2 separate regions of the Homo sapiens genome follow, and region 1 is linked to region 2. Evidence: chromatin contacts called from ENCODE Hi-C or POLR2A ChIA-PET data. All regions are on one chromosome and are shown on one strand. The core of a region is the stretch at or near the end of the contact, and the rest is flanking DNA. Distances in the headings are between cores, read along the strand shown. Region 1 has its middle 17 kb from the start of PRR5. Region 2 has its middle 5.9 kb from the start of LINC01656.

Region 1 (3,371 bases), core at 366-2,865, 240 kb after region 2:
AGCGACAGAGTTTGTAGTCGAGATAGCCACCCACCTTGAGGGCCACCTGGCAGCCCCAGCTCCTGAGGAAGAGGCTTCTTGCCTTGGCCCCCACCCCATCTGCCACCCACACCCAGAACCACAAGACAGAGGGCCCAGACCTAGGTTACTCAAAACCAGAAACTGCCGAGAAGATCTGAATGAGGAGCCCCCTTGGGGCCAGGGCCAGGTGGCTGGGCAAAGCCTTCCTCCCACGCCCAGCACCCCGAAGGAGGGCAGGGGCTGGGGGGAGCCAGCCAGGAGACTGTGTCCACCCTCCCAGGCCACCCTGCCTTAGGCCCCAACAAAGGGCAACTCATAGACCCTTGGGGACCTCTGAATCAGGTCCTCTGATTGGCCTCAGATCCAGTCCCTCTGGGGTCCCAAGCCCTGGCTGCAGAGTCACCCCCTCTCTCCTCCCCATGGCTCATTAGCTACATCCTAAGCCTCAGTCTCCCCATCAGTAAGATGAGAAGCCTACTCGCGAGCCACCCGGGGAATGGAAGCAGCTTCCACGGATGAACAACTGTGTCCACCCCTGTCATCCTTGATAGGGTTCATGGATGGCTGAAGAGGGGCCAGCCCAATCCTTTGTCAGAAGCCCTAGCCCAGGAACAGGGGCTGGGCCCCTCGCAGGGGTTGGTTTCATTGGCTTTGACTGCAGCGACAGGTAGGGTGTGTCCCCCGGACTGGGTGGGGGTGTCGAAACCAGGACTTCCAGAATTGATTGAGGGTCCAGGAGGGCCCGGGCCAGAGGGGTGGGCTGAGGAGGGGCCTGGGGCTTTTCAGTTAAACAAGCCACCTGTGGCCACCCCAGCCCCCACCCCAGTGCCCACAGAGCCTGAGCTGTGAGCCCAGTGAGGCCAGGAGCTGGAAGCCAGTCTGATCCAGCCTCGAGAGTGGTAGAAAATGTGCTGGTGATGGCCAGGCGCGGTGGCTTATACCTGTAATCCCGGCACTTTGGGAGGCCGAGGTAGGTGGATCACCTGAGGTCAGGAGTTCAAGACCAGCCTGGCCAACATGGTGAAACCCTGTCTCTACCAAAAAAAATACAAAAATTAGCTGGGCGTGGTGGCGGCAGCTGAGTAGTTCCAGCTACTCAGGAGGCTGAAGCAGGAAAATCACTTGAACCTGGGAGGTGGAGGTTGCAGTGAGCCGAGATCGCGCCATTGTACTCCAGCCTGGGCAACAGAGCGAGACTCAAAAGAAAATGTCCTGGGGATGATGGGGAAGGGGCAAAGAGCACTGGGGACCAGGGTCAGGATGCCTGAGGGTCACCTCCTACCCGCGGTCCAACTGCCTGTGCTGCCTGGTGTTGCCCAGCTTGCACCCGCCCCCAGCTCTCTGCCCAGGGCACTGTTGTGAGGTTAGGGGCAGACAGCGGGTGTGGGTGCAGAGCACAGGGCCGGGCTGATGTCAGCGTCCACAGTAGGGGAGCAGCCCCTTCCTGTCGCTCTGGTCTGTGCTCCACTTGGCCGTGCTGGGTGAGGTCATCCTTCCAGGCCCTGGTGAAATGTCATCTCTGGAGGCTCAGGCGTCCTCCCTCCTGGGGATTCTGGAGCCTCCCTTTACTGCCCTCTTGTGGCTCTCAGGGGAAGGGAAGTGGCAGCCCGGGACTCAGGGCCCGGCACGAAGTAGGCGCTCCTGGTGGCCGCTGGGGTTACTGACCGTGGGAAGCGTGTAGCTCCAGAGTCACAGCTGGGCTCTGATTTCAGCCCTTCCACTCACTCACCCTACAACCCGGGCAAGTCAGCTTTCCCTCGGAGCCTCTGGTTCCTCTTCTGAAAAATGTGGGTGGAAATTCTGGCCTGTAGGTCTGCCCCAGGTCGGAGGGTAGATGGGTACGCAGTGCCAGCACCCAGTAGGGCCTCCGTGAGTGAGCATGTGTCCTTTACCCCATGCACTGGGACAGTCCTGCTCTGCTGGTGACCCTACATATCCCACTCCTGTGCAAGGCCTCAGTCTCACCATCTGTAAAATGGACAGTGGAGACTAGAATGGACAGAGCAAGACCCCATCTCAAAACAAACAAACAAAAAACGATTTCTCCTCTGTCTGGAATAGAGCCATGTGTATTTAATCAGAAAAATGTTTTCCCTCCTCCACCCCAAATCTGTGGATGCTCCATAGAGAAGGGCCATGCTTATCCCTCAGTTTCTCCTTAAGGTGGGAGCCTTGCGCTTTCAGAGAAGCCAGTGAAAGCCACACCCCTCTCGCCAGTGAAAGCCACACCCCTCTCCCCAGTGAAAGCCACACCCTCTCCCCAGTGAAAGCCACACCCCTCTCCCCAGTGAAAGCCACAAGCTCTCCCCAGTGAAAGGCACACTCACAGCCACCGTGACTCTGCCAGGCGTGGGCTGTGGTGCCTGACACCCTCTCAGACATGCCCAGGCACATGCTGGAGTTGCTCAGAACTTCTACACAGAATCCCAAGCACCAAGGGTGGGGCTGGAATCAAAGCCGAGATACGTGATGCCCCTTCCGCCTAACTTTGTCCCCTTCTAACCCAGATAGTGCCCAGAAAGATGGTTCCACTTGCAGGCCCTGTGCCCAGGGCCCTGGCTTCCGTGGTACCATCCTTTCTCCCTGGGGGAGCACCGTGATGATGCCACACATCAGAAGTTCCCCTATTGGGGCCCGGCATGGTGGCTCACGTCTGTAATCCCAGCACTCTGGGAGGCCAAGGCAGGCAAATCCCCTGAGGTCAGGAGTGAGAGCAGGCTGGCCAACATGGTGAAACCCCGTTTCTACTAAAAGTACAAACATTAGCCAGGTGTGGTAACACACACCTGTAATCTCAGCTACTTGGAGGCTGAGGCACAAGAATCCTTGAACCCAGGAGAGAGAGGTTGCAGTGAGCTGAGATCGCACCACTGCACTCCAGCCTGGGCGACAGAGTGAGACTGTCTCAAAACAAAAAGAAAAGAAAAAGAAGTTCCCCTATTGGGCACCTGGCTTTCACAACATCTTGTTCTATTCTTGTGTTTTTGTTGTTGTTGTTGTTGTTGATTTTTTTGAGACAGGGACTCGCTCTGTCGCCCAGGCTGGGGTGCAGTGGCATTAACTCGGCTCACTGCAACGTGTGCCTCCCGGGATCAAAAGCTTCTCCTGCCTCAGCCTCCCGAGTAGCTGGGATTACAGGTATGTGCCACCACGCCTGGCTAATTTTTTTTATTTGTTTGTTTTGTTTTGAGATGGAGTCTCGCTCTGTCGCCCAGGCTAGAGTGCAGTGGCTCGATCTTGGCTCACTCACTGCAACCTCCACCTCCCAGCTTCAAGCGATTCTCCTGCCTCAGCCTCCTGAGTAGCTGGGATTACAGGTGTACACCACCACGCCCAGCTAATTTTTGTAT
Region 2 (3,541 bases), core at 810-3,309:
TAATTTTTGTATTTTTAGTAGAGACGGGGTTTCACTATGTTGGCCAGACGGGTCTCAAACTCCTGACCTTGTGATCCACCCGCCTCAGCCTCCCAAAGTGCTGGGATTACAGGCGTGAGCCTCCGCGCCCGGCCCCTTCAACATTTTTTAGAGAATCTCCTGCCCATGTACACCAGGAGACACATCCCAGATGTTTCTGGGAGCACTGTTTGTAACAGTAAAACAAACACAATGAAACTTTTTTTTGTTTTTGAGATGGAGTCTCGCTCTGTCGCCCAGGCTGGAGTGCAGTGGCGCAATCTCGGCTCACTGCAAGCTCCACCTCCCGGGTTCACGCCATTCTCCTGCCTCAGCCTCCCCAGTAGCTGGGACTACAGGTGCCCGCCACCACACCTGGCTAAAGTTTTTGTATTTTTAGTAGAGACGGGGTTTCACTGTGTTAGCCAGGATGGTCTCGATCTCCTGACCTCGTGATCTGCCCACCTCGGCCTCCCAAAGTGCTGGGATTACAGGCATGAGCCACCGTGGCCAGCCACACTTTTTTAAAAAAAGAAAAGAAAAAAAAGAGGGAAGGGAAGGGAAGGGGAGGGGAGGGGAGGGGAGGGGAGGGGAGGGGAGGAAAAAGAAAAGAATGTTTTCACAGCAGAGGTGTCTAGTCCTGGGAGGGGCTGGTTTGCAAGGGAGTGAGCCCCCCCATCACTGGTGGGAAGGTGAGTTGAGACTGATGACTACTTGTGAGGACGCTGTGCTCTGAGGTCTCATTTGTGCTAAGGTTCCGATAGCTGGCCGGGTACAGGGTCCCTGTCTGATATAACTCCTGAGACCCTGGCTTTGGACCAGGCACAGGGGCCATGCTCCGTGGACATCTGAATGAATGAAAAAAATGAATGAACAAAGTGGTTGCAGGCACCGTACTTCACCGCCCATGCAGACAGCCCTGCCGTCCGGACTCCCAGGGAGCCCTGGCCTGCATTCTCGTCTCCCAGGCATTCTGACTCACACGTTCCCCAGGACATGGAGGGCGTCCAAGTCGTGTGGATGTGTGGCCCTGCAGACTGAGCTGGACTCCTTGAAGAAGAGGACACTGTTGCCCCTCCTCTGCACGCATGTGCCCTCCGCTCTGTTGGCTGGGGTGGAGATGGGGCATCCCCTCTCGGGGTAAGACAGGCCTGGGGGCTGTTGCTGCCAGAGCCACGTCTTTGGCTAATGATTCATACTCTCTGAGCCGAAATCTCATTATTTGCATAATGGAGAAAGGAATACCTCCCCAGAGGGCTGTTGTGGGAACCAGGTGCAATTTTATGGATAAGACAGTTCTATGTAAATGTCAAGGCTGGACCCAGCTGGGGAGTTATGAAGCCCTGCAGGATGGCAAAAGCTGTTTCAAAAAGGCTGCCACGTGTTATCCTACTTAATTCTCAGCACAGCCCAATAACCTAAGTAGGACTGTGATCCCCACGCTACAGAAGTGTAGAATGAGGTTCAAAGAGGTCAGGAACCCAAGCCACACAGGGGCGTGGGACAGCCTCCATACAAAGTCAGGCCAGAGCCTCGCAGGGACCCGTAGTACCGACTGTGTTTGAGGGTCAGCCCCGTGCTTTCTGTTGCTCCAGTCTACCCGCCCCCTGACCTGTCAGCAATGCCTCTGAGAGACGGTGGGCAGAAGGGCAGTCATCCATGGATCCCCGAGCCAGGGCCCTTGCACATGACCTCAGATGAGAGGCCGATGGTGCCAAGGCCTTCTGAGTCAGGCTTGGGTTCAAATTCCTGCTCCACCACTGGGTGATGAAGTACAGGACCTCCTTCCCGCGTGGTTAGAGGGCACTCCGCACCCTGTCCATCCTGGTAAGTCACTTACTTTGGCCAATGGAATCAAGTGAATGCCATGTGACCAAAGGCCTTAAGAGTGCCCTTGAGGTTTGCACTCCGGTGATCGGCCCCGAGATCGGCTGGAGCAGCCTGGGCCAGGAGCTGACCCAGACCCGTCCCTGTCGACCGCACACAGGCCGAGGTTGAGTCACCCGGGCAAAGCCAGTTGGGATCAGCGGAACCACAGTCAACCTGCAGACCCGGAAAAGGGGAAATCACATGCCTGCTGTGCGTGCTGCCCAGGCCTGGGGTGTCTGTGAAACTGGCTTAGTTTGGAAATTCCTGACTCATTCTCTGAACTGCTGATTCATTCTCTGAGCTTCGGCATCTTTGTCTATTAAATGCTCCCTCCTTTCAGGGTTCCTGGAGCATGATCCGAATCAACCATGCTTCCTTTGAAACCCCAGGGTCGCCTGCAGAACAGATCTGCTACATGGGTGCATGTAGCCCCCCCACGCTGGAGGCTCTTTCTCTGCATGTCTGTCTCCCCTGAGGGACCAGGCCGTGCTCAAGGCAGGGCTGGATGGGCCCACATCCCTGCCCAGTGCCTGGCCCAGAGCCTGGCTTGGAGAAGGCGCCCAGGAAATGTCAGGTCCTTGCCACCAATAACCCTGCCTTTTAGGGCATTGTGTGGGGTCCGTCCATTGTTGAATCTGGAAGAACCCCCGGTGCTGTGGGGCCATCCCTCCTCCCTGAGCATGCGGGCACAGGTGCCAGGGCTGCCCATGCTGCATGAGGATTACAGGAATCCTGAAAGCAAAGGCTCGGCTTTGGGGTGGCTGTGGAGGGTGTGGCTTTAGCAGACTGGGAATCCTTTACATCCCAAACCCAGGACGCAAGCAAGGCTGGGTGTTCATAGCCTCAGCACACTGGGGCCTGGTGTCACCCTCAGCCCGGCCATCTACAGAGTCAGAATGCACCAGCCAGGGCAGCAGACAGAGCAAAAAAGACCAGGAAAGAGCCCATAAACTGGGGGTAGCATCCGGACCGTGGAACCGGCCGCCACCAGCATGAGTGGAATGGTCACCAAGAGCTATGAGGTCCCAGGGGGACTGCCTGGTCTGTTTCATCCCCTGCACACATCGCACATCAGGAAACTGAAGCTCAGGAAGGGCATGGCATGGCACATGTGAAGCCTCGGCTCAGCCAGCGACAGACTAGATGGGACAGGATCCACCAGGCTCACCCACAGGTTGATCAGTGTGCAGGGTCTCAGAGTCCAGTCTGAGCAGCCTTAGCTGGGACTGTCCATGCCATCCTGTCCAGCGGCCCCTCCCAAGTCCTGGAGGGAAGGCCACCTGCTCTGAGGGTGGGGTCGGGATGGTGACGGTGAGTCACAGTTGCCACCAGGCCAAAGAGACAGCCTCTATGTGGCCTTTCCCAGGCTGCGGGATGACAGGAGCCATGCCCTGGTGGCAACCGCTCCATGTCTGCAAGCTTCGAGATCGCCGTGCAATTCCAATCTGGGAAGGCCCCTTATAAGGAATTCCATTCTGGAAAGTCGCCGCCAAGCCAATCACTGAATCAAAAGGAGGAAGTCAACCTCTTCGGGTGGATTAAACCAAAGAGACATCCTGGGTACCTGTTATATGCTGGACACTCTTCTAGACTTGCTATTTAAACATGGATTCTTATGAGACAGGCATGATTATCCCCATTTTACTGATGAGAA

Evidence for each region. Hi-C counts contacts between places; a loop is a spot of excess contacts on that map. ChIA-PET counts read pairs that join two places held with the same protein, here RNA polymerase II (POLR2A). Pooled maps may share reads with other maps.
Region 1: a loop to region 2 is called in a pooled map, with 3 times the contacts of the local background. The contact joins two enhancer-like sites. A Hi-C loop is called at or near these places in 1 of 37 single-sample maps with no recorded cell type and 6 of 50 pooled maps. POLR2A ChIA-PET finds 5 or more read pairs at or near these places in 2 of 52 experiments (Panc1 and naive thymus-derived CD4-positive, alpha-beta T cell).

What each region holds. Positions count from the first base shown.
Region 1 is chr22:44,683,321-44,686,691 of GRCh38, forward strand. It overlaps a transcript of PRR5 not described here. Among named protein-coding and RNA genes, the nearest start is that of PRR5, 17 kb to the right of the region's middle. RefSeq lists enhancers at 791-1,330, 2,307-2,626, 2,507-3,007. Within about 2 kb of position 1,616, at least 9 of the 41 ENCODE cell types and tissues checked have a DNase peak (open chromatin) inside an H3K27ac peak, as active enhancers do.
Region 2 is chr22:44,447,457-44,450,997 of GRCh38, forward strand. No RefSeq gene overlaps it. Among named protein-coding and RNA genes, the nearest start is that of LINC01656, 5.9 kb to the left of the region's middle. RefSeq lists enhancers at 548-1,211, 1,391-2,590, 2,059-2,198. Within about 2 kb of position 2,060, at least 6 of the 41 ENCODE cell types and tissues checked have a DNase peak (open chromatin) inside an H3K27ac peak, as active enhancers do.